2 separate regions of the Homo sapiens genome follow, and region 2 is linked to region 1. A link is an interaction called in ENCODE POLR2A ChIA-PET data of the cell type or tissue named here. Cell type or tissue: Caco-2. All regions are shown on one strand. Links, peaks and the distances in the headings refer to the core of each region. The heading gives the core; the rest is flanking DNA.

What was found. Peaks named below come from ENCODE experiments on the same cell type or tissue, not always from the same donor. Only the 100,000 strongest peaks of a DNase experiment are listed, where the experiment ranks them.
Region 2: POLR2A ChIA-PET joins it to region 1 with 5 read pairs; 2 of 35 experiments call an interaction of 5 or more read pairs at or near these places.

The regions. Positions count from the first base shown.
Region 1 is chr2:211,293,967-211,304,510 of GRCh38, forward strand. It overlaps the pseudogene RPS27P10. Among named protein-coding and RNA genes, the nearest start is that of CPS1-IT1, 680 kb to the left of the region's middle. In Caco-2, for the core only: no CTCF peak of the experiment used is centred there; a DNase peak (open chromatin) is centred at 6,075.
Region 2 is chr2:211,356,146-211,366,689 of GRCh38, forward strand. No RefSeq gene overlaps it. Among named protein-coding and RNA genes, the nearest start is that of CPS1-IT1, 740 kb to the left of the region's middle. In Caco-2, for the core only: no CTCF peak of the experiment used is centred there; no DNase peak of the experiment used is centred there.

The DNA.
Region 1 (10,544 bases), core at 1,306-9,305:
GTTACACAGTCCTCTAAGGTATTTTTTAATTTAAATAAACTTATGGAGCCCCATCCCAAGTACTGTGGGTAGTCAAGTTCTCTACCCAATACCCCAAGGGTTATCAAGATGTTGATTCTTTTTACCCTCCTTCTACAGGCTTCTTGATTCCTATTCTGGTTTTACATTCTGAGTTGGCTCATTACTATAATCCATGTTGCCTAAGGCAAGAAATAGTCTCTTTCTTCATTGTTCAGAAAAAAAATTATACACAGCTATTGTGTACTCCCAAGACAGCTGCTTGCAAGTATCTAAAGAAGGTTATAGCATGGCACAGAGCAGGCAACAAATTAATACTGAATATGAGACTTTCCAGCTCTAAATCCCGAGGGTATGTCTACCACATGTAGGTAACCTAGACCTACCTGTAGATCAGTTTCTCTCCCAAAAGGTTTTTTCTGTCCTGTTGCCTGGTCAGGCTTTCTCTCTTCAGAGACTGCTTTTTGTACCTCACTATTGTATCAGTTTCTGATCCCAAACCACAGGTTTCCAGGAAAGGATTCAAAATTTTAATATTCATCTGTTATATTGGGCAAATCAATGTAACTTTTTTTGTAATGACCCTTTCCTTTTAGACTATATGCAGAGTACTAACATTTTGCAATTAAAAAGCATTCCAACAAGGTTTTGCCTAATCAACAAAGCCATTCTCTCCCTAAGAGAAAATTCTGCTGAACTCCAAGGGCATCCAACATAAAACACAGTAAGCTTTTAAAGGCAACTTTGAATCCTTCCTATTGAGATAGATACAGGTATTCGCTGAAACACATAAATAATTATGTGTGTGAGCTAGGAGAGGATGCACACAAAATGTATATAAAACTTATCTCTTGTAGTCGAGTTGGGTATTTGGGTGGTGTGGTACTCAATTTTTGAGACATTGCATCTATCAGGATATGTTTGAACAGTAAACAGGCATTCGGTAATTTTTAAGAAGTTAGAATATGAATAATTCAAAGGTGAATTTGGTGACATCTCAGACAAACTGAAATAGGATCATTCAGACTTTCAAAGCTGTGTGTTTCCAGAGGCAAAAGAGAATCTCATTCAGAATTGCTCATCAATGTTTAATTTCCAGTCTGGAATACCAAAAGGGAATTGACTTAGGCCCTAGAGAGTTGGTTTCTTGTATTTAAATGGAGATATTAGTATCTTTCCTCTCTGTTAGTATTTAACATTTATCTCCTTATTTAGAAAATGCTGAAGCACACAATTAGAGTCGTAGAGTTGCACTGTTCAGTATGGTAGTCAATAGCACCATTTAGCTATTGAGCACCTTAAATGTGGCTAATGTGACTGAGAAACTAAATTTTTAGTTTTACTTAATTTAATTTAGTTTTTAAAACTAGTACTCAATTCAGTTACTAGAAAACTCTTAAGGCTGTTTGGGAAAACTTGGACATACAAATCTATTTTTCGACTGTACATTTTATAAAAGGTAAATATAGATCGAATATTTCCAATGAAAACTGAGTGTCCAAATTGAGATGTAAGTGTAAAATACACATCAAATTTCAAAGATGTAGTACAACAAAAAAAGTAAAATATGTCCTCAATTTTTATACTGATTACATGCTGAAATTATAATATTTTGGATATATTGGATTAAAATCCATTACTTATATTGATTTCACCTTTTTAAACTTTAAAAAATGTATCTACTAAACAATTATAAACAACATATGTGAGTCACATTGTATCTTTAATAAACAGCAACACTAGAAGGTAAAATCAAAACTTACTGCAGAAGTCACAAGCTGGTAGAGATCATTTAGCCCACAAACTTCTGTATGTCATCCATATAATGTTTTTAATTATTTTTAATTAGTTACAAGTATTTAATATATATAGTTAATTTTTGAAAAATATTGGTAACTGGCTCCTCTTGAAAAGTTAGAAAATTTGACAAAATTACATTTTTTCTTGCATGGCAAGAATTTGCCTGAAATGACAGTGGCTGCCCCCTGTCGCTAGCCCTAAGCTATTTCGCACCACCCTCCCAGTTAATAAAAAATAAAATCACTCTGCCAGACCACTGAAGACATTTGAGTTCGAAATCTTTAAAGCACATGACAGGATGATGTAAAAGAAGTGGGGATTTTTACCCACTAAATTTGTTCTACAAATGTTCTCTACATTGGGTAGTTTCCGTTTTTCTAGCCACAAAAATTGATCAACATTTTACAAGGTGAAAATCCCGTTGAACAATTGAACAGCTGTCCATAAATCATGTAACAGAACCAGAATGAAGCGACATCTTGCCTTGTGGTGCAGAAAATCCTAGTTATATTTAATGCGAAGTCTTCTCCTTTAAGTCCTGGGAACCTCCCAGGTCCTCCCTGCACTATTGACCTATATGACAGGCTTTAATTAGCACAGATTTTTCACGTTCATGGATAGATTTGAAATTTGGAAGTACTTAATGAAAAAGGTCTGTTACCTTGACCAGGCTGAAATTGCAGTTAGAGGACATTTGCTTGCTCCAAAGGCACTGCATACAAATATATGAATATTAACACTATGCATACAAACATGAAGCTTTCATTTTTTTCCTAAAGGAATATTCATGTTGATCTGCTGTTAATACTCCCTGAAAAATGTGAATGATATCTTTAAAACTTATGAACTCAATGTAGAATTAAATATAACTAGATTGTTTGACAGCAATTCAAGCATCATAACTTTTTCTTTGCCTGTTGGATTAAAGGAAATTAGATGAATAAATGACTCTGTTTATCTTTTACTAAAGCCTGTATATGTAGCCTACAGACTAATAGGATACAGAACTGATAGATACATACATACATATGTATATATGTATATACATACATATGTATGTATGTATATACATACATATGTATGTATGTATATACATACATATGTATGTATGTATATACATACATGCAAAGTAAATAAGTAGAATAATTACAAAGTCTTCAAATTATGATGAAGAAAAACATGCAGAGATAGAGAATGATACTGGGGGATTAAGAAGTAGTCAGGGATCGGATGCAGTGGCTCAAGCTTGTAATCTCAGTGCTTTGAGAGGTTGAGGTGGGAGGACTGCTTGAGCCGAGGAGTTCGAGACCATCCTGGACAACATAGTGAGATCCCTTGTGGTCCCAGCTACTTGGGAGGCTGAAGTGAGAGGATCGCTTGAGCCCCAGAGGTCAAGAGTGCAACGATCCAAGATCATGCTACTGCACTCCAGCCTTGGCGATAGAGCAAGACCTCTCAAAAAAAAAAAAAAAAATAGTGGTCAGAGAAGACCTCTTTGCAGGGCTGAAATTTGAGGTGAAACCTGAAGAAATAGAGTTACGTGAAGAGCAAAAGAATGGTCCACATCCAAACAGAGGGAAGAGCATGTGCAGAAGTCTTGAGGCACGTATATTTAACTGAAAGAAGGCCAGTGTGGCTACGACAAAGTCTGACCTGGCCACCTGGCCTGGGAGCCATTGTGCAGACCTGACCATCATTTTGGGCACCATCATTTTGATTCTGACATAGTACCCTCATTAGCAGAGGCAGCTGAATGCTGCCATCCTAGATGGGGTCTTCACATGCTCAGCATAAGCCACCTCAGCCCATCCCAGCACGCACCTAAACCAACCAGCTTAGATGTAACCTGCAGCACCAGAGACTTTGCTCTCCTCAAATCAACTAGAGATACCCCTGCCCCTGACTTTTTTTTAATTTTTATTTTTTGGCTTTAAAAGACCCACTTCTCCTCTTGTCCAACCTTCTTACCTGGAGCTGAGACTCTATTCTAACATGTGTTCCTTACTGGACAGGAAGATTTTTCCACATTGTGCTCATTCTTTTTGCTTTTATCCATTCTTTTTATCTTTGAATAGGAGTTAGGTAAAAAGCAGTATAGATGAATTGGGAAGGTAGAGGAAGAAAAAAATTATTATTTTATCAACCCTCAGAAGTTACAGGGAATGGTCCCTGTAACAAAAGACTGATTAACAAGAGAAAAGCAAATAGAAGTTTATCAACATGCATACTTCATGCGTACATGGGGGATACCCAGACTATGAGTAATTTCTCAAAGAGATGGCTTTAAATTACATAGCATCTTCAATAAAGAACAGTACATTTTTGGAAAAGTGGCAAGTCAGAAGAAAAAGACTTTGATTTTCTGGGGGTGGCCACTTGTGAGAAGTCAAACAAATGGCAGATGAAGGCTAGTTAGTAAAGCTTGCTAACTGTAGACTCTCCTGGTGCTATCTCCAGGCCCAAAATGGGTCTAAAGTAGTCTTCAGTAGTTAACCTGTGTTATCCCTGGTAGAAGGACAAGGTAGGGCGATATCTTTTTTCTTTGTAAATATATGTCCTGCTTTTCGGCAAGAGAGGAAGGGCAGAGAGCTTTTCTGCATCTGCTTCTTAAGTGCCTCCAGCTCAACAAAATTGATATACCAAAGAGGTATAATTTATTTTGGTGTGGTATATTCTGGTCTTCCACAGAGTCAAATAACATAGCCATGGAAAGAAGTTTGGAATTCATCTTAAGTATAAAGTCAGATTACTAAAGGGCATTAAGTAGGGGGAGTGATAAATCCAATTCAAATTTTGAAATGATTATTCTCACTGCTATGCAAACAAATGAATAAACAAAAAATGCTTGAAAATGGGTAAAAGCGACAGGTCAAGGACCAGAGGGGAGGAGGGAGGTATCCGGGTGTTGGAGTGGGTGTTTGTTAAATTGGTGTGAGATCAACATGTCAAATTAATAGAATCATGCTAACAATAAATGTTGGCAATTACAATTGATGACAAGAAAAATCAATATTTATTGAGTGCAAGCTGCCTTATGTTTTCCCCATCAAATTTACACAAGCTTATAAGTGTGTTAGAATGAGCTCATTTTTTTTAATCCAAAATGTGTTTATTGAGATGATTTCCCACTCATCTTGATTCAGAGTGCTTTTAGCGCTGCTTCCTCCTGAAGGAACATCCTTCTGTAAATCTTGCTTTTCCTCCTGTAGGCAAGTGGAGGACAGTGGAGCAGCCAACACACAAAACTACTGTTTGTGCATAGCTAAAGACCGTGGTGATTTTATAGCGTCCTGGGCATTTCACATCCCTGAAGTAGGAACTGGGGCTCTGCACCAGGTATTTCTTCTTGTGTTTCCTTTTCTCCTCTTCTGGAGAGGGATGAAAGAGATCTTTTGCAAGAAGCATGTTCTCGTAGGTAGGTCATCACCGCCAGAAAGGTAGAATGAACTCATTTAACAGTCAAAAAAATTTAACTCAGACAGTTTGGCTAAAGTCACACCGCGATTAGCTGAGATTCAAACCAGACAGTAGGATTACTAAGCTGGTACTCTCATATATGTAAATTTAATTAATTAACAAGAATTGCTGAGAACATACTGCATGCAAAGTCATACACTGTTTCTCAAGAAAAGGAAAACAAATGAAAATGGAAAAAAATCTTATAATAGGCTTTTGTTTACTGTTATGTAATAAAAACATTGAACAAGATTTTTTTTTCTGTAAAAAGAATATAAAACTATTTCCAGGCAAGGTGTCAGAGTCCTGTCAGCATAGAGTGATTGGCTCATGGGTAGTAAGAAGAATTTACCAACAATGGTATAGGTTAGAAAAGGAAAGTTTTATTAGATAAAAAGAACGCTCTAGCAGAGTGCAGCAGGGCACTTAGGCAAGAGGACTGAGTGTGCTGCAGTGGATTTTCCTTAGAGGTATTTATGAACCTTAAAGCAGGAGCTTAAGGGTAATGTGGATCACATTAGCCACATAGGTCATGGCAAATGATTACATTTGTAGACATTTTGGTGTCTTAATGTCAGCAAGAGCTGCACAATGAATTTTGACATGCATGCATTCCAGAGATGTATAGAAATTCTAGTTACTTATAAATTTTTGGAAACAAAATGTGAAATCAGATGCCCACTTTAGATAATAGGGAAGTCAAATTACTTCTAAATTCTTCAGATAAGGACTTTTGCCTCTGGATGGTCTGCTTGATAGCCATCTGGTGGACTTTGCTCTGCTCATTTTTCCCCTGACAAGTATCTCGGTCAAACCTTTGACCCTTTATAATCCCCTATGCTCATGTCCACCTGCTGCCTACCAGGGTCTCAAGAAAGGGAAAACAGCATAGTGAAGATGAGCATTGGGTCTGTCTGGCTGCTTCCTGCTGAAAGGGGCTGTGGAGGGGATATGTTTTGTTTTCCCCTTTTTCGTTCTCTGTCATGAAGGGAATGAGGGGTCATGAAAAACTTGTTCAAAGTGGGAAGACTAGATTCCATCAACAGGCACCGTATAAGTGGAAGTTCCTGTTGCCAGCTGGTATTGGGATTGCATAGTCATCTGCAGGTGGAATTGTTGTTATCTGGAAGATATAAATTAATTAGCACATTTAAAAGGCAGGGACCATATATTAAAAGAAGAATGATTAGGAATAAATGTCCAAGGAATGGAAGAAGCAAAGTGATTCTTGGAAACCAATCAGTTAGGGTTTGGGTCCAGTCTTGGTTACTTTGGGAAAGTATGTGTAGCCATTTGGCTTGTTTGAAAATGTCTTGGACACTAGTTTCCACTTCTCCAGACACATGAATGTAGGCGAAACAGGTTTTGTTGATGACAACACAGACTCCTCCTTGTTCAGCTAGGAGGTAATCTAGAGCTTGTCTATTATCTAAAACCATTCCTGCTAGTGAGCCTAAAGACTTTCCTAGCACTGATGGACTTGAGCCAGTTTTTGCTAAGGCTATTTTAAGGAGGCAGTAAGTTCCTATAGTGTGAGTTCATGGTAAGTAAAACCTTCCCCAAAAGTTGAGAGTTGTATCAGTTCCCATAACTCCAGTCACAGTAAGTCCTAGAGCCCTTTTTCTTTTAGAATGGGATTTTAGATTGGAAGCTATGTTCAAGATAGTGATTTGAGCAGGATCTATTTTACCCAGAATACAATCACCATAATGAAGAGAATTATCAAGGTAGGATAGGGCCAAAGCGTGAAGAGGGTTTAAATAGTTATCAACAGTACCGCAAAGCCATAATAACCTAGAAGGGGTGGGTAATACAATGTGATTGGTTTGATTTAAATACTGGGAAAAAGGGAAGGGGGTCTTTTGACAGTTTTTGAGAGGCCTCATACATGAGGAAAAGTTATGTTTATGTCCCAGTGGGAGAGGTTTAAAACTAGAGCGGTGCATGAGCAATGAATAGAATATAAAATAAGTGGCACAATCATTATTTTCCACATTGGTTATATCATTACAGTAACATACACGAATGGTATTGGGAAAAATTGCCTTGCAAATAAAAATCTACTGCAAGTTGAACAATTGTATGTGGGTTTTAAGTAATGATAGTTGGATAAAGAGTAAGTGAATTGAGGATAATATTATAAAATTGAAGGATATTGCTAAATTGAATAGTTTTGACAAGGGTTTCCATTAAGCTCTTCTGGAGCACATAAGTAAGTGAAAAGGGAGGTGAAGGAAAGTAGATAATAAAGACAGCAAAGAGTTTCTGAAAAAAAAAAGGTTAGTGTTACCTGGTTGTTTATGAAACAAGAATCATAGATCTTCCAAGGGCTCATAAGTGTGAGTGGGCCAGTGTTGGTGCAGACTTTATGCAGAAAGATAGATCCCAGGGGAGATTCCCTATAATTTAACAGCTGTAGGAGAGGTTGGGAGGATTTGAAGGAGTCTAGTCTAGAAAGCCTGAAGGAGTTTTCTGTTTGAAGGTAAAGTTTTTAGATATACCCAGTCCCCCGGGTTAAAAAGAGGCCTTGTTTCTGACCAGGAGGGGTCAAGTTTTGGATGATATTTGACTTTGTATTCAGTAACGGCCTGGATAGTTTTCCCCAATAAGACAACAATTATAACTCAAAATGCTTAGCTTTTTCTTTCCTCTTATTATCCATGGGACTTTTAACAGGTATACTTTAGTCCTATGTCCTCAAGATAGCTTCAAAATTCTACGTAGAGGTAATTAAGGAAGCCACGTAAATCTACCAGGTGTCACCCTTACCAATTCCTAGCTAGGTGATTCGGGCTTCTCAAAAAGGTAGAAATGGATAGGAGATAGTGGAGGAAATCAAGCCATGATCTAAATAAAGTACCATTGATTTGCTAGTAGCTCTGTTAAAGCTCTTTTTGTTGGGTGACTAAACAACATGGGCACTGGTCAGGAAGATGAATTAGTATCCTTATGGTTACACAAGTAAGTCACCTTTTGATCCAAATCAGGAACATTCACGCTCTATATACCCAGCCACCTTGTTATTTACCTGGATAGGTGTGAGAGAGGAAAAATTCAGTTTGTATTCTAATCATACCCTGTTAGCACATCTTTTAATTCATGGGCCCTTGCTTTTTGTTTGCTTGCTTGATTTTTTTTTTTTTTTTTTGTATTTCAGAACTAAATACATTTTTGACATTTGTACCCTTTTAATTCCAGCTAGTCATTTAAGAAGGCAAATTATTCTCAGCATCAGAAACGACAGGCAAGCTTATTTGCCTTCTCAGACCTTCCACCGGGGCACTCATAGCAGGGTCCATTAGCACATCAGCTGTGCTCCATACATTTAGCTACAAAAGCATCACAGTTTCAAATGGTACCTTGGAATGTACAAACCCACTGCTCAAAAGCTCAGACGTTTTCAGTAACACTAGGTTTCATCTTCCTTTCCCTACTTCCTGCCCCTACCTCACATCGCACTCTGGGAAGATAGCCCCAGTGGAAATGTTTTCTTTCTGTTTCAACCCCCCACTTCCATGAAATTAATTACATGATGTCATGCTTCATTTTATCTGATTTGGAAGCAATTCATCACCCTTTTGCTGGTTGTATTAGTCCAAGCGATCAGCATATTAATTCATTTGTGAGAATAAGCTCAAGGGTAATTACAGTGAGGAGGTTTAATGCCTAAACGTGTTAATGTCTGTAATCAGAAGTATTTTCTCAGTGCAGAACAATTGTTAGACAATTACTGTTGGATATGATTGCCCTAGTAGACAACAGACGTGGTGTCAAGAGGGAAATAGCAAAAGCTTGTTTTGCAAGTACTGTATTATCAGCAAGTTCTCTCTTTTTCCCCCTACAATATTTTCTAAGATGTTCAGCTTATGTATAGCCATCCTTGTACTTACTCTCTACATTGTTGATTAAGTAAAAAAGTTGTATTTGTTATGTAAAAGAATCACAGGAGACAGCTTGACACTTTCTGAAAGTCTTACCCTTTTCTTATTCTTTCTCTCCTGGTGCTTTGATTTTTATTTGCATAAAATTACCAACTTAATCACTGCCTTTTATTTCCCAATATGCCCCAGAGCCTTCATTACCTAATTTTTTCCTGTAATGAGAAGATTCTTAGGTCTAACTGAATAACAAGACCCAAATATCAAGACCCAAGACCCATTCTTAACAGACAGCAGTCCCTCCCGATTAGCAAATTGCTAATGAATTGAATAAACATAGTGGTAGAACTTGATCATTGATTATCACTCATTACTCTGCTAGAGTAATTTTGTATGTGAATTTTAATTTAATCTCTATTACACTTATTTTTTCCTAAAAATTTTATGATACAGTTAAAATTAAAATTGTAGTCATAGTTTTCTTTCTACATAGTCTGCTTTCCAGAACCTCTGTTAGGCATGTATAAGATTGTATCTAGTTGCAAGGAACAGAAAAAAATGACACAAATAGTCTTAAACCATAACCTATAAAGACGATATATCACTTTGTGTAACTGACACATTTCAAGGTAGAGGAAGTTTAAGCATGTTTATCACAGGGCTGTAGTGCCATTTATCTGCAATTCCCTGACTTCTCCATTCTTCTCTATGTTGGTTTTATCTCCAAACTGGCTTTCCATGACTCCAGCTAGATATGACATCCCCAATTCTCACATTTGTATGTGCTCTGTGTAAAACTCTGGTTTACTGAGCTCCCCAAGCATCAAACCAGAGTCAGATATTTTTATAATTTAGTTTAGACATATCTTCTACATCTCTCAATAGAACTTCACCATACTTCTCATGAACTTGAGTTCAAATGAAAGTCAGAGAAATGTAGTATATATGACTTTTACATACTCCATTTTACTCACTCTATTTTACTGCTATATTTTGAGTTGTAGCACATTTGGTTTATTGTTGTTATTGTTGGTGATGGTGCTATTGCCTTTTAAAGCATCTACGGTTAATACACTGCTGAACGATTAGAAATGGCAATATTTTTGTTCACCCATTAGATTATTATAGTAATATTCCAGCTTTACAAATATCACTCTGAAGGAAGTAAATTCATGTAAACTTCTTTGTAAACTGCATAATGGAAGTAGATACCTTTCTCTGTCAAAGGCTGAGAAATTGCTCAACTATTACTTGTCCTCATTTGTATTTCTCCTGCATCAGGGCTTTGGAAATAGTAAATGTATCTCATCTACACAATGAGGCAGCTGAAGGCAGGAAGGAAGTCAGACTGCAGTTTTCATGACGTTGGAAGCAAATGCTATAGCATAAGAT
Region 2 (10,544 bases), core at 1,771-9,770, 63 kb after region 1:
GCTAGAAGCAGGTACATCATCTAGAAGCACCTGCATGTGAGTCACATGTGTCAGACTGTCATGTCTTACAGTTGATCTGATGAGTGGCAGGGACCTCAGTGGAGGCTATCAGCCAGTAGACTCATGTGGCTTCTCCATGTGGCCTGGGCTTTCTCATAGCATAGTGGCCTCAGACTTCTTACATGGTGGCTCAAGCCTCCAGAAATGAGCTTCCCAAGAGAACTAGATGGAACCAGCATTACCATGTATGACCTAGCTTAGGAAATCATATAGCTTTCCTTTGCTCTAGTCACAGTCCTATCCAGATTCAAAGGTAGGGAACATAGGACTCACCTCTCAACTGGAGTGCCAAAGCCACATTGTTTTCAAAAGAACACACAAGATAGGAAAATACTGTTGTGGCTAATTTGAGAAAATACAGTCTGTTACAATAACTGACACATGGTAGCTCTTAATACAGTTTCTTCCTTTTCTACTTCTCAGGGCTATTTGGCCAAGTTTCTGTTCAAGGCAATGTACATTTTGTGTTCTTTAATTCAACCAACAAATAGTTAATACCAACTATGAAGATCTTTATTATAAGAGTTTTTTTAATATGTAACATGTATAGGGCACTTTACCTACATTGCTCATTTGATTCTTATAACACACTTATGAGGTAGGCATTATAGATTATGCCATTTTAAAGAGGATCAAACTGAAATATGGAGAAATTAAGTGACCTTCCCATGTAAGTTGCTGGGCCAGAATTTGAACCTGAATAGTGTGGCTCTGGAGGGCACTGTTTTAACCATTCATATACTGTATCTTGCCTTTACCAATGTCCAGATCAATATTGTGATGCATAAACTTATTGATTTGTGACATTATTTTATAATGTCCAAAAAAGTGGAAAAATTATTTTACAGATATGAATAAATTGCTTTTATTTAAAAAATTAAACTGCTTTAAAATATAGCTCTTTTGGAAAGTCTTGGGAGTATGAGCACCACATTCATACATTATTGCTGGGAAAAGACAACTAATATGTTTTGGATGCCTTTTAACATGTCCAAAACTATGCTAGATTCTTTCCTAGAAATAATGACATATGGTAGGTACTGTTATTCCTATTTCATCAGGCACAATATTCTCTCTCTTCCGCTCTCTCTTTCTCATCTCTATCAATCTCTGATTTTGTTCAATCACTAATTGTTATTCCAATATTTATTGTGCACTTTCTCTGTATCAGGTACAAAGTAGAGATTATGGGCAAAATACTCTTAGGTCGCAGTAAATATATGGCCCCTGCCCTCAGTGATCTTACAATTTATCAAAGAAGGTTGATAATTAAAGAAACAATTACAATGAAGTTGTAAAAAATGCTGGGATGGTGCGATTATGGGAATGAAGGAGCCCATTGCAGGAGACTTTCCCTTGTCCAAGGACAATCAGAAAGGAAACCCAGCATAAATGACATTGAAGATTAATTATAAAGGAAGGTAATTAATGAAAAACAGACCCTTTTGTACATTGTCACTTATTTCTTTCCCAAATACTAAAAGATGTTTTATTACTGAAGAAGTAAGAATGAAAAGTAAAAGTAACTGTCTCACAATTATTCTGGAATAACATGTGATTGAAACTGGTGATTCAAACCCAGATTTTTCTGACTCTAAAGCCTAGAGCTTTACTCTATAGCAGTGTTCAAAAAGTTCAATGCGTTAATCACCAATATTCCTGGCACTGTTATCCTGTAGAAATACAGATTCAAGAGCCCTACCTGACCAGCAGAATGAGAATCTTGGGGGCAAGGCTCAGCAATCTCTGTTTTATTTACCCTTCAGGTGATTTTGATGCTCCTGAAGTTTGAGAACTACTGTTCTAAACATAATGAGGTAGAGTTGGACAGGGTTACAATCCTCAAGGAGTTTAAAATCAAATAAAGAGATAAACAAAAATAAAAATGAAAGTAGAAAAGGTGCCATGTGATGGTATGACTTGATAAGAGGTCAGTATAAGGGAAGTGAATGTGCTGCTTGCATAATCAAGAAAATGATCAAGAAAGACATTATAAAAAAGATGGCATTGAATGGGGACTTGAAGGCTGGGGAAAATCTTGATATAGTAGAAGAAGGCTGAATTAGTCCATTTTCATACTGCTATGTATAACTGTGTGACTGTGTAATTTATAAAGGAAAGAGGTTTAATTGACTCACAGTTCAGCATGGCTGGGGGAGCCTAAGGAAACTTATAATCATGGTGGAAGGCGAAGGGGAAGCAGGCACCTTCTTCACAAGGCAGCAGGAAGGAAAAGTGCTGAGTGAAGGGGGAGAGCCCCTTATAAAACCATCAGATCTCAGGGAACAGCATGGGGGAACCGCCCTCATGATTCAATGACCTCTACCCGGTCTCTCCCTTGACATGTGGGGATTTGGGGGATTATGGAAATTGCAATTCAAGATGAGATTTGGGTGGGGGCACAAAGCCTAACCATGTCAAAGGCCTTCCAGAAAAAAAAAAAAAAGGAGTAGCCCTAAGCATTTACATACGTCAATGAACAAGTAGAAAATGTAACCTAAGTACAGTCTGTGTCCCAGGGCAATGACAGGATGCTTGTTAGAATGCAGACTCTCAGGCCCCACCTCAACCTTCTGAACCAAATGCTTGAAAGGAGCTTGCCTTGTCCAGATTAACTAAGCTCAGTTGGAACTTGTGTTTTCAATTAGCCATTGGGGGAAACAGTTTGAGAAGCAGTGATCTTGTTTGTCTCTGAAATTTTATGAATGAGGTAACAGGTCCAACATGCTTGATTTGCCAGATAGAATCCAGAGACTAAGCAGGGATTGGAACTAAGACTTCTTGTGGCTGTTCTAGTTTAAAGTTAGGAAAACAATTTTGCAGGATCTAGGGCTACAGGTCAACTCATCTAGGCAACGACAGAATAGGAATGGAAAAGTGGGGGTGGATGAGAGTGACATAGGATTTATAGAATTTATTAGGAAATAAATTTGATATAAGCCTTGAGGCAGACAAGTAGATCAGAAATGAATTTTAAAATTCAGATTTAAAAATTGTATTTGAATAAAAGCCTTCTACCAAAATAATATCATTATTGTTATTTGGAAGAGAAAAATGAGTTAACAGGCTAAGATCATCTTCAAATGAATCATGCTCCAAAGTTACAGATCACAGTATGAATTAAAGGGTAATTATATCTCCTACAAACTGTAGAGATTCAATATTAATGGCCACCTACTTCCAAAGAAATGTTGTATCTGGAAATGTGAAGCAGAAAGTAGTACCACTAAAAAAAATGTGAACAGTGGCAATGTCCAGGCAGCTTAGATTCTCAAAGGCTCTGACTGACTGTGCCCCTTGGCAACCATTGTCATTCAACCCAAGAGAAAGTTTAAGTGAGCTGAAGGGTCAATAAAGGGAGAGCCCAAGGGTAGATGAGTGAAAAAGGCAGCAGAAAAAGTGCAAACTACAGGGAAAGTGAGGCAAAAGGAAAAGAGGCAGAAGTGGCTTAGCAAGATGGGTCTGCAGAAAACAGAGTCACTAAACCTAAAGAGGAACCAGCCTCTGATGAAGCAGGAGGGAAAGAAGCTAGATCTGACTCCCGTCATATCTACCTGTGATATCTGTGCTCCCTGTACCTCCCTGCACACCTCCCTGCATATACCATCTGAGGGAATATTTTCATCAATGATTTTGTACATAGAAGTCTTTAATAGCTGTGGAAAGGCATTTTTTTTAAAGTGAATCCTACCTCATCTCCTTTTTTAAAACATATTTTTTAAAACAGAAAATGCTTATTTAAGAGGTGAAATCTCATATTGATTTTTTCGTGTGTGTGCATAAAAAATAGTGAGATACGGAATTCATGGACATTTGGTCTTGTATGCCAACTTAACATTTTACTATGTAGTGACTAAAAACAAAGTTTGAAAGTCAATGTTCAACAGGAGAGAATTATAAAGGCTTGTAAAAACAGGCATATATTTGTCTAACATAAAACTCAGAGCTGTGAACTTTGTGTTAATTAGCACACATCTCTATTTCTGGCATGTTGTATGCAAGTTAACAAATTTTGTATTCCAGATAAACAGTAAGAAACATAGACATTTTATTTAGAGAATTAGATTTCTAGGAAATGACCTTTCCAGGCTAGTGAATGTAAAATATTGAGGTTGCTGGAGAAAAAGAAAAAAAAAAAAGTTGGCACCTAGGGAAATTGGAATATTTAAAAATATGCCTTGAAGACCTAAATGACCTTTACTTTTTCTCACTAAATATAAAATGGTCACCTGCGTCCAGATTATACATTTATAGAGAGAGTTTGATTTGAGGTATTCAAGCATTTAGACTTAGGGCATTTGACTTGCCAAAACTCATAGCATTAAAATGAAAGAGAGTTTATCTGTACAGCTAATGCCCCAGGATAAAACCAAATGAAAAATCACTGTTGTCTAAGACATAAAACACAAAGCAACCACCACTTCAACATGCAAGAGAACTTTGTAGTTAAAGAATTCAGTTTCTCCTTTTCTCTAATTTGCCCAAATAACTAAGAGGTATTGGGGCTCAGAAAATAATACCCCCAAAATGAAGACCTCAGAAGCAAACGTTTTTCTCTTACCTTTTCCTGTCCTCCTGTCTCTCGGGCCTATTCCCCACTGAGGCTAGCCATAGAAGCTAGAATCCCTCTTCCCCAAGGCAGGTCGTAGAAACCAGAACCCCTCTTCCCCCATACCTAGTTATAAAACCTAATAATATTACTCAAGTTTTCTCTATGCCTTTCTGTGTAAAAAGTAGCCAGAAGAAGTTATCTGACCTATCTCATTTGACAGTAGGTCATAAGACCCCCATTCCAGAAATGGTTCTGCCCCACATCCAGAAAGAAGAAATTCATGCTGAAAGAGGACAAGAAGAATCTAGATAGATTGGCCTTGCTGGGCTTCCCCACTCAGTCCATTACCATTAGATGAGACCATTTTTGTCCAATCATATTTCTACACAGCTTTCCATACTTTGTTGAACCTAAACATAAAAATGGACTACTTCCCTTCTATCTTTGGGTCTTCAGTCTGAGGTTCTCATGTATACATGTTAAATAAATATGTATGGCCATTCTCCTATTAATCTGCCACATGTCAGTAATTTTTCAGTGATTCTTCAGAGGGCGAAGGGGAAGTTTCTCCTTGGCACCCCACAGAGGTTATATTAATATTAAGCTTGAGAGATGTTGTCGTGTTTCTATCTTGCTAACACCATATTTGGTTAATCAGATAATTAGAAGTGCTTCCTTAGTACTTCTATCCTGAGTCTTTTAAGGGAGAAAATTATTTTTCCTCTACTCTCTTATTAAAGTTTAGAGTCCCTGAAGCCTGCAAATTAAATTGACAAAAGACAGATTAACAGGAGAAAAAGTTTTATTCATATGCATATGAACATAGTAGCCAACAAAAGAAGGTGATGTTAAATGGTTAAAGGTAAGGCTTACATACATAATTTAGGAGAAACAGCCTATGGGAAGAACAAATACGTTTCTTTAGGAAAGACTAATGGGTTTCTTTTTTTAATGCATGCAATAAAACTTTATTTATAAACACAAATGTAAGCTTTATTCAATTTATTTATAAACACAAATGTAAGCTTTATACATACCACAAAGCACTGTTTCTTTTTCTGTTTTTTTGTTTTTGTTTTTGTTTGTTTGTTTTCAGTTGTTTAAAGCTAGAAAAAACATTGTTAGGTCAGGCTGTACAAAAACAGGCAATGAGCTGGATTTGGTCTAGGGATCATAGTGTGCCAATGCCTGGCTTCCATTATTCTTATGTTTTTGCTCTGCCATTTTCCTTTTCTGTTTTCCTGTGCCTCTTGATTACTTATTTGTCTCTCCCTTCTTTCTTTTTGATCTTCCTTCATCTCACTGCTGATTCTCCTATATCTTCCTTCTTCCCCATTCTTCCTTCTTCCTTATCTTTCATTTCTTCCTTTCTTCAAACACCATAGTGATTTTCTTCTATTTTCCTAAGCACTGTCATCTTCGGTGTAAGGGTTTCCTGAAAGTGAGCTTTACTTTCAGAAATAAATAGATGGGATTAAAATAACATTTAAAACATGGAGTCCTAAAATTGTTACATTATGCCCTCCCATTTCCCTTCTTCTCCTCCTTCTCATCTTTCTTTTTTTCAACCTTTATTTTAATTTCAGGGGTACATGTGTAGGATGTGCAGGTTTGTTACATAGGTAAACATGTAACAATAGGTGGTTTGCTGCACAGATCATCCCATCACCAGATATTAAGCCCAGCATCCATTAGCTATTCTTCCTGATCCTCTTCCTCTTACCAACCCTCACCCTCTAACAGGCCCAGTGTGTGTTGCTGTCCCCCAACAAGTCCATGCATTCTCATCTTTAGGTTCTCACTTATAAATGAGAACATGCAGTATTTGGTTTTCTGTTCCTGCATTAGTTTGCTAAGGATAATGGCCTCTAGCTCCATCGATGTCCCTGCAAAGGACAGGATCTTATTCCTTTAATGGCTGCATAGTATTCTATGGTGTATATGAACCACATTTTCTTTATTTGATCTATCATTGGTGGGCATTTAGGTTGATTCCATGTCTTTGATATTGTGAATAGGGCTGCAATGAACAGGCACATGCATGTGTCTTTATAATAGAATGATTTATATTCTTTTGGGTATATACCCAGTAATAGGATTGCTGGATCAAATGGTATTTCTAAATCAATGTGCAAAAATACCTAGCATTTCTATACACCAACAGCAGGCAAGCAAATAATCAAATCATGAATGAACTCCCATTCACAATTGCCACAATAAGAATAAAATACCTAGGAATACAGCTAAGAAGGGACATGAAGGACCTCTTCAAGGAGAATTACAAACCACTGCTCAGAGAAATCAGAGATGACACAGACAAATGGAAAAACATTCCATGCTCATGGATAGGATGAATCAATATTGTAAAAATGACCACACTGCCTAAAGCAATTTATAGATTCACTGCTATTCCCGTTAAACTACCATTGACGTTCTTCACAGAATAAGAAAAAAGCTATTTTAAAAGTAATATGGCATCAAAAAAGAGCCCAAATAGCCAAGGCAATCCTAAGCAAAAAGAACAAAGTTGGAGGCATCATGCTACCTAACTTCAAACTATACTACAGGGCTACAGTAACCAAAACAGCATGGTACTGGTACACGCACAGACACGTAGACCAATGGAACAGAATAGAGAACCCAGAAATAAGACTGCACCACTACAACCATTTGATCATCAACAGAACTGACAAAAAAAACAAAAAAGCAATGGGGAAACATTTCCTCATTTAGTAAATGGTGCTGGGAGAACTGGCCAGCCATATGTAGAAAATTGAAACTGGACCCCTTCCTTACACCATATACAAAAATCAACTCAAGGTAGATTAAAGATTGAAATGTAAAACCCAAACTATAAAGACCCTAGAAGAAAACCTAGGCAATACTTACAATTCAGGGCATAGGCATGGGCAAAGATCTCATGGACAAAGATGCCAAAAGCAATTGCAACAAAAGTGTCAGTTGACAAGTGGGATCTAATGAAACTAAAGAGAATCTGCACAGCAAAAGCAACTATCAATAGACAACATACAAAATGGGAGAAAATTTTTGCAACCTATTCCATATGACAAAGGTCTAATATCCGGCATCTACGAGGAACTTAAACAAATTTACAAGAGAAAAACAAACAATCCATTATAAGGTGGGCAAAGGATATGAACAAACACTTCTTAAAAGACAACATACATGCAGGCAGCAAACATATGAAAAAAACTCAACATCACTGATCATTAGAGAAATGCAAATCAAAACCACACTGAGATACCATGTCACACCAGCCAGAATAGCTGTTATTAAAAAGTCAAAGAACACTAGATGTTGGTGAGGTTGTGAAGAAAAAAGGAATAATGTTTTTACAGTGTTAGTGACAGTGTAAATTAATTCAACCATTGTGGAAGAGTGTGTTGATTCCTAGGAAAACAAATGGAAGATACGAAAGTTTGTGATAATGTTTGTCTGTGCAGGTATGAGTGGTCTTTCCATCTTCTTCATAAACTCTCCTGGTGAAGAGATTCAGGGAAATGTACTTTGGGTCTCCTGGGAGTAGAAGCCTTCCCAGAGAGGGAATTTATGGCAGTCCTCAGTTCTCAGAAGTTTCTGATTTTTGTCAGCTAAGGGAAGCTCTGAGAAAGCTTCTTCCTGCATCTGTGGAATGTCAAATTTCTTCAGCTTAAATTAATCTTTATATCAACCCTAGGGTTTCATGTAGGTTCCCATAATCTCAGACTGTTTTTCAAGCATTTACTCTCCAATGTTATAAAATTATTATTCCTCCTTTCTATGCTATAAAAGAAATACCTACTTGATCTCTAAAAAATTTTTTTTAAGTTATTATGAAAACCAAATTTCTCTTCTTACCCTCTCCGTTTTTCTGAGTCTTGATAGAGTTTGAGTAACTTCCCCTATTATTCAACGTTTTGCTTTACCTCAGGTTTTGTTTTGAAGCTCTTTTGGAATGGACTATTCATGGAAATGCCCACATTATTTAGACCATTGGGAAGGTTTTCAGCCTAAATTTTTTAACTGATGTTTCCTTTATTGCATTAGAAGCATGATTATCAATGTGAAACATAAATATGAAAATAGTAGAAGTTGCTCCTATTGGAAATGTGTAGATATGGAGTGGAAGCAAATTAGTGATAGTTTGAAAGACTGGCAAGTTCAATTCCAACTTCTTTCAAATGAGCAGTGAAGGAAACAGAATATTTCACTCCCCTCCAATATACTTCTTTGGTGTATTTTGAGTCGGCTATTCAGAGGGGCTGAAAACCACAGAAATAGCTTTGAAAAGCTGTCCTTTTGTGGGGAGATTTGCATCTGTAAAGGAAATCTATATTAGTGAAATAAACAGCAGATGCAAACAGGCTTTCTCTGATGCCTCCCTCCCCCACCTTGTCCAGATCTAGAACAAATTAACTCAGAGGAAAATAAGACTAAAAGTTTGATGCTTCTGAAGGTGTGACAGAAATACTCTTACCACAGGCTTTTGTCTATTCTTTCTGAAACCTGCTACCTGAGAGATTTTATCTGCATAAGAAACAGCCTTGCTACCTATGCTTTCCTCCCTTCACCCTCCCATAATCTGTGACACCACTTCCCTAGTCCCCTTTAGAAGTCACAGTCCTCTTCTTCCTGTAACCTCAGGATGTTGTAAAAACTTCAGTCATCTGGCCACTCCTTTGAATCTCGTATTTTGTGTATGGCTTCCATGTTTATGCACCTTCATACATTTGTATACCTTTTTTCTTGTTAACATGTCCATTACCAGCTTGTTTTATAGGCTCAAATTATTGAAACTTCAGATGGGGAAATAAATTCTTTACCATTACAATAGCAAGGTCTTATTGGTAGTTTGAATATACATTACAATTTTTTTATGTGGACTTGGTTTTCTGTTGTGAATGAGTAATGTTACTTCTCAAAGAGCTCTGGCCAACTAAGACTGTTAAATTAAAAAAAAAGATATTTCTATAATTGGTATCATTTCATTTAGAAAATGTGTAAGTACATGTAAATATGAGGGCCTCAAAGTGCAGCTGGTCATCACAGGTCAGCTATTCAATCCCTGTGCTTTTTAAATTTGAAAATTAAGTGAAATTTGTTATCTTTTTTGACTTGAAGCAGCAGCAATGTCATCACCAGTGCCATTTTTTCAAAAAAAATTAAAAATTAGAGATCCCAACATATAGTAGCACCAACGTTAGATGGCCTTTTTAAGAAATATGAAAGGAATGTAGAAGGAACGTGTTTTAAATCTTCCAAGAGAGAATCACAAGGTCCTAACACAAAATGAATGCAAATCTGGAGCTACTCTTTGTTGTTGAGGATGACATAACGCAATCAAGAAAAAGACATGCTATGGGCTCATAATCTGTATCCCTGATCAATCTGCTCTTGTATTAAAGACAAGTTTACATGGAACAGCATCTTGGCTTTGGATCATAGGACAATTTTCTTTTGTCTAATAATCCATCCCTTGCTCACTTCTCTTGTGCTAGGAAAAAAAAATCAAAATGTGTCACTAGCATAAAATGTTGTCAGTGAGGCTGAGGAAGTTCTCTGTGATAGGGAAATCTTCCTTGTCCCAACTTAAAGCAAAACATTCTCTCCAAGAGGAGAAAGCTCAAAGTCAACGTCTGTAGTAACACTTGCACACAGATTTTTGAGAACTAAACTGGCAAAAATGGTCCTCTGTGAGTTTTCAATTTGTTTTGAATAACTCTGAGGCTGTCCACAAAGATTCTACAAACACAAATATGTAAGTCGAGGTGAATGGAACATCATTTCATAGTCCCTTAAACATGTATACAGTGATTAACTCAAAATTCTATTTCTAGGAATTTGTCCTAAGAAAATAATGTATTATGTACATGACAGTCCAAGGCAATGCAAATGTCCTCAATAAAAAGTTTGTTTGAAATTATAATACTTC